Linked DNA regions of Homo sapiens: region 1 is linked to region 2. Evidence: chromatin loops called from intact Hi-C (ENCODE). Cell type or tissue: dorsolateral prefrontal cortex. All regions are shown on one strand. Links, peaks and the distances in the headings refer to the core of each region. The heading gives the core; the rest is flanking DNA. Region 1 overlaps SYTL3 (synaptotagmin like 3). Region 2 has its middle 44 kb from the start of FNDC1.

Region 1 (3,031 bases), core at 204-2,703, 370 kb after region 2:
CATCCACCTGAATCGTACTCTGATGGCTCACCTCAGGTCGCACAAAGCCTGGGTGCTGCACAAAGGTGTGATTGTGATTGGAAATACTGGCTTCTAGCGAGACTTTTAATGCTGGATCGGCCTCCCCGGCTTCCCATCCTTCGCATCTTATGCATATTTCTATTAAGGATGAGGCTGGCCGGTGTTGGGTTATTTTGCATTTAGGATCAATTAGAGATGCCGATTATTTTAATTGTAACTGGAAAGTTTCCCAGGACTATAAAATATTCACAATATACTAGATAAGACCCATGGATAAAAATTTTAAGTGATATCTTTGAGATTCTGTGTACATTTTAAGGTAGGTAACCTTTTAACTCCAATTATATAACTACATTTTTTTTTTTTTTTTTGAGACGGAGTCTCGCTCTGTCACCCAGGCTGGAGTGTAGTGGCGCTATCTCGGCTCACTGCAAGCTCTGCCTCCCGGGTTCACGCCATTCTCCTGCCTCAGTCTCCCAAGTAGCTGGGACTACAGGCGCCCGCCACCACGCCCGGCTAATTTTTTGTATTTTTAGTAGAGACGGGGTTTCACCATGTTAGCCAGGATGGTCTCGATCTCCTGACCTCATGATCCACCCGCCTCAGCCTCCCAAGGTGCTGGGATTACAGGCGTGAGCCACCGCGCCCGGCCCAGAATCTGCATTTTAAAAAAATCCCCAGTTCTAAGTACAGGGGCATCTTAGAAAATAAGAAATTTAGGCCTGGCGTGGTGGCTCAAGCCTGTAATCTCAGCATTTGGGAGGCCGGGGTGGGCAGATTACCTGGGGTCAGGAGTTCAAGACCAGCCTGGTCAACATGGTGAAACCCCATCTGTACTAAAAACACAAAAAATTTGCTGGCCATCGTGGTGGGTACCTTTAATCCCAGCTACTCAGGAGGCTGAGGCAGGAGAATCGCTTGAACCTGGGAGGTGGAGGTTGCAGTGAGCCAAGATCATGTCACTGCACTCCAGCCTGGGCGACCAAGAGTGAAACTCCATCTCAAAAAAAAAAAAAAAAAAAAGAAAAGAAGAAATGTTTTAAAAATGTAAATCCCCATGGGATTTTACGCACACAAATTTTGAGAACTGCCAGTCCTTTGTGGCTTTGAGCTGTATTTCTAAGGACTCTCTAGGTCTCAGTTTCCCCGTGGGTAAATGAGGATTCTAATAATTACCCCAGGCTGTATATAAAGCACTTGGCCACAGTAGGGACCCAGGAAACAAGGGCTATTATTATTTAATGAACTCAGGGCTCTGTGCCAGCTGCCCAGATGGCCCCTGGCTGGCAGCTCACAGACACCCCCTACTTGCCAAGAAAGGCAAACAAAGCCCTCTCCTGTCATAGGCATGAGACGAGGGGACCTCTGGCTGCCCAGCCCCGGCAGGGTAGCCTCTGCAGCTCTGGGCTACCCCCCTCACCCTGCACCAAGATTGGGGCCACCACAGCCAGCTCTCTGCAGATACCAGACCTCAGCTGCAGCCTTCCACCCGACATCAGAGCGCATGGCCCCATCTCTGCCCTCAACCATCAATCACATTTCCTAGTATCATAGAAAGTGAAAACCCAAACAATTCCTTTGTAAGATTTTTCATAAAAGGATTCATTTAAAAAAAATAAAATTAGAAGAAACCTGAGTTTGTCAGAAATACAATAAAGGGGCACTTTTACAAAGACAGTAACTCAGGAGTTTAATTTTCAGGGCACTCTGTCTGAGAGCACCTCTTTGACAGAAACATTCACTAAGACAAACTAATGTTTAAAATTATCCTGTGCCCCGGTGTTAGCCCGAGACAAAGAGGCAGCCAGGTTCTTTTTCACCATCTTCTCAGAAATCATTAATCAAAAGCCATTCCTGAGTCTGGCAGACTCTGCACTTTTCCTGTACAAAGGCTGACATTTATTTTCTACCAACTTAACACTGATTGACAGAGCTGCGAAGAAACATATAGGTGTCTGTATTATATCTAACTGAGTCAAGAGTTTGAAAGCACCATCCACTGGACTCTGCCCCAGGCGCTCCACCCGGGCTCGGGAGGACTCTGCACAGGAATATCTGTCCAGCAAGTACCTTCAAGGTCTCCTGAAAGGTCGGGTCCACGGTGTTCCTTTGGACTCCAGTCTTGCGCTTTCCCTGGGAGGATCTGTCGGGCAACAGGTAGGTCTTCACATACCTAGGGGCCAAACACAGCGGGGACAGAGTGAGAACTCAGGGAAAGGGGTGGATAAAGAGTTTGGGGGCAGCAGAGAACCCACATGCCAGCGTTTTCTTTACCAGGCTTCCTGCTGGAATTTTTGGGTTGATAGAAAGGACTTAATAGCCTAATAGTGAGCAACGTTAGTGCTGGGTGGGCAGCTTCTGATCCATGCAGTCTATGGTCAAATGCTAGCCACATAACCCTCTGGAATATTCCTGGGGGTGTGAAGCTCGTCCTGCCTTCCTCAGGCCCTACTCCATTTGGCGAAGACCATGGAACTAGAGATTCTCTCGCCTGCCTGGATGTCAAGGCCATGAGCCGGATTCCCGTCCCTTCTGCCACCCACCACCTGCAAAAGAAAAAAAAGTGGAAGTAGAAAGCATATGCCTCGCACTGTGCTGTTTCCTTGCAGGGGCCTCAAAGACTCTGCTCCTCCCAACCGCTGAGAAGTGGGATTCTGCTGAGTCTAGAGGTCGCACGCAGCATGACAGATGTCTCCATCTGCACTCACCCAGCCCCTGAAATCCAGGCGGAGAGGAAGACATGTCCTGTCCTGTTCTAGGCTGACCCCTCCATACAGGCCCCTACGCTGCCCTTCATGGCTCCTCTGGCAGCCCCAGTGATGGCAATGACCCCCCAACCAGCAGCAGCCCAAGCCCCCTCTCCACAGGCTAGAAACAGGCTCTACTTTCCAAAGTAAAAAATCACAGTGAGCCTCCTCTATCTGTGCCCTTCTTTAGCCCCAGTCTTGGGTCTCTTCTTCCCCCTAGGTTAAGCTTTTTGTGAAAATACTCGAAATCGGCCAGGAGGCCA
Region 2 (2,792 bases), core at 19-2,518:
TCTCTTCCCAGGGGTGATTCAGGGACTTAGTCTTGGACCAGACCCCCCTCCACACCTGCCCAGCTCCAGACCCATCTCTTGAATTGAGGGCATCTGCGCTGGACCCAGTGGGTCACTCTGGCAGCTTCATCTGAGCCAAAGATGTGGGTGCCTCCATGGCTGTGTGATTTACCTGTAAGGAAAGCAGTGTTTTACTCAGAGGAGAAGCAAAATCATTTTCCCTGGTCTCAGTGCTACATTATCACTCAGCAATTTGAGGAAATCCTCCGGTTTTCCTATACGAGGAAGCACGCTGCATTGAAGAAAAAAAAAGAGTTGGTTAAACTGAGACCCCAGTATCTGTGAATATGCTCATGGTGCTGCTGCCTGGAACACAGATGCCAAGCAGGGAGACTCATGGCTGTCTGAGCAGCAGCTGACTGTCCATCTCGTGCTAGGCAGAGCCCCTGGACAAGTGGACATAAGACCGGTATTGATTGGCCAGGGCCACGGGGGCTGGGTGTCTTCCAGTCTGCCTGGGACAGCGAAAGCAGCTGTACAGACAGCAACAGTGGGAGGGCTTGCTGGGATGGATGGGGACAGCAGACAGCTTGTCTCCTGTTCAATATCCCCACTGCACTTGGCCTCCTGACATGTCATCAGGAGCCCTGGCAGGGGCTGCTCTGAGCAATAATGTTGGCCCAGAGCAGCTTCCCACATGACCACAGAACCAGCGGTCTGCCCTGTCCTAGGTTAGGTCATCATGGTTTAGAATAAAACAATGAGGCACATTTATTATGGGCATTGAAGGCTTAAGGTTTTCCTTAATTTCCTAATTTTTAGTCAACAGTGATTAGCCTTCATTATGTGTGCCAAGTGGGATTTTAAGGCAGGGGAAATGTAAGATAACTATTGCCATTCAGAGGAGAGTTTTACTGATGTTTCTTTCTTCCTATGTATTTTATGGTATTCATTTTAACCACATTTCATCCAAAAAGTTGATGCAGCTTTAAGATGAATGTTACATTTTACTTTCAAGGAATTATTACTTGTGTTCTCTTTGTAAAGGAAAAATAATATTGTACTTTTATTAAATAATGTACAGATGTTCTCTGTATTTTTGAATCATGATATGGATTATGGATATATTGCTTAACAAATTTTTTTTGGAGCAAAATAAAAAGAGGAGACATTTGTGCTCTGGAATGTTCTTCCCTGTTCAGCAATAGTTTCCCTCCTAGTACTAATTTTTGGTGGTGCTATTAATTTTCATAATTTTCTGCGTCACCATGAGTATTTCCATGGCACCGAGGGAAAACCACATCAGGCTGACTGTCAGATGCCACTTTCCTGCCATTCACCTAAACAGTCCTTCATTTAAATGCCTGCAATAGCAGCACGAATAGAAAAATCATTAAAGAAGAAATACATACATCTGGTTAACAAACATTTGTATAATGTTCGATCTTACAATAATGTTTATAGAAGCAAGTTATAAGGTAAAAAATTTTCCCCTATCAAATTAATAAAGATTTTTAAATATGAGCACCCCCTCTGCTGGCGAGCACAGGGCAAGTGGGCACACTTAAACAACACTAGATGGGGAATGAATAGGTGCAATCCTTTTGTAGTGGTAACATGCATAAATAGGTTTCAAATCATCAGAAGCTTTAGTACAGAAATACACTTCTAGTAATTTGTTCTAAGCTAATAATCCTAAATATTATAAAAGTACCTACAAACATATTTATTATAGCATTGTTTATGATTGTTAAAAATATGAAACCATCTAATTCCTTAAAATTATGTGGGCAGATTAAATTACAGTGCATCCATAACATTAAAAAATACATAATAACAAAACCATAAAAAACTTGTGATGAATATGGAAATGTGTATGCTATTTTATCTTAACTGAAAAAAACCAGGAAACAAAATTGTGTCTTTAAAAGAATCACAACTATGTAAAAATGCATTGAAAAGGATCAGACAAGAAATATACCAAAATATGACCAGCATTTATCTATCTGCCTCTATTTTTCTACATTTTTCAAATATTCTCTACTAATCATAGTTAATTTTTATAATGTAAATATAAAACATTCTATTTAAATATAAATAAATTATGTAGCAAATTATACTTTTGATAATATAGATAAGTATCTGTTTACTTTTTATAATAATGTCTACTCAAAGTGATAATACCGAAGATTAATTTTAGAGTCAAAAATAGAAATAAGACAACAGATAAGAATACCCCTTCAGGAAACATGGAACAGAAGAAACATCTTCAAAAACATAATTTTAAAGTAATTGTGAGTGTCCTGCATCCTGGGGAGTGGGCTGAGGAGAGGAGATTTCCTTGCCATTATTACCAAACTCTGCATGTTTGTAAAAAATGATTAACCGCCCTCTGAGTAAATGCTATCTGTAGGTTATGCCATTTTCTGTTTAAATGCATAAAGAAAGGTTTTTATTTTGTCTTCTAGAAGTTCTTTAGCAGAAAATTAATTATATGAACTACATACATTAAAAAGTTTTTAGTCAAATATTGTAGAAATCAGCCTGATATGGTTTGGCTGTGTCCACCCCCCAGATCTCATCTTGAACTGTAGCTCCCACAATTCCCACATGTTGTGTGAGGGAGCCGGTGGGAGGTAACTGAATCATGGAGAGGGTCTTTCCTGTGTTATTCTCATGATAGTGAATAAGTCTCATGAGATCCGATGGTTTTATAAAGGGAGTTTCCCTGCACAAGCTCTTTTCTCTTGCCTGCTGCCATGTGAGACATGTCTTTCACTTTCCACCATGAT

The links. Peaks named below come from ENCODE experiments on the same cell type or tissue, not always from the same donor. Only the 100,000 strongest peaks of a DNase experiment are listed, where the experiment ranks them.
Region 1: it touches region 2 in a loop (5-fold over the local background); 2 of 110 quality-filtered maps call a loop at or near these places.

Annotation. Positions count from the first base shown.
Region 1 is chr6:158,751,091-158,754,121 of GRCh38, reverse strand. It overlaps SYTL3 (synaptotagmin like 3), which reads right to left. Exons shown (of 18, transcript NM_001242394.2): 13 at 2,092-2,194. Among named protein-coding and RNA genes, the nearest start is that of MIR3918, 12 kb to the left of the region's middle. In dorsolateral prefrontal cortex, for the core only: a CTCF peak has its summit at 1,357; a DNase peak (open chromatin) is centred at 1,351; H3K4me3 peaks cover 893 bases; H3K27ac peaks cover 330 bases.
Region 2 is chr6:159,123,937-159,126,728 of GRCh38, reverse strand. No RefSeq gene overlaps it. Among named protein-coding and RNA genes, the nearest start is that of FNDC1, 44 kb to the left of the region's middle. RefSeq lists an enhancer at 1-1,972. In dorsolateral prefrontal cortex, for the core only: CTCF peaks have their summits at 1,347 and 1,547; a DNase peak (open chromatin) is centred at 548; H3K4me3 peaks cover 637 bases; H3K27ac peaks cover 1,672 bases.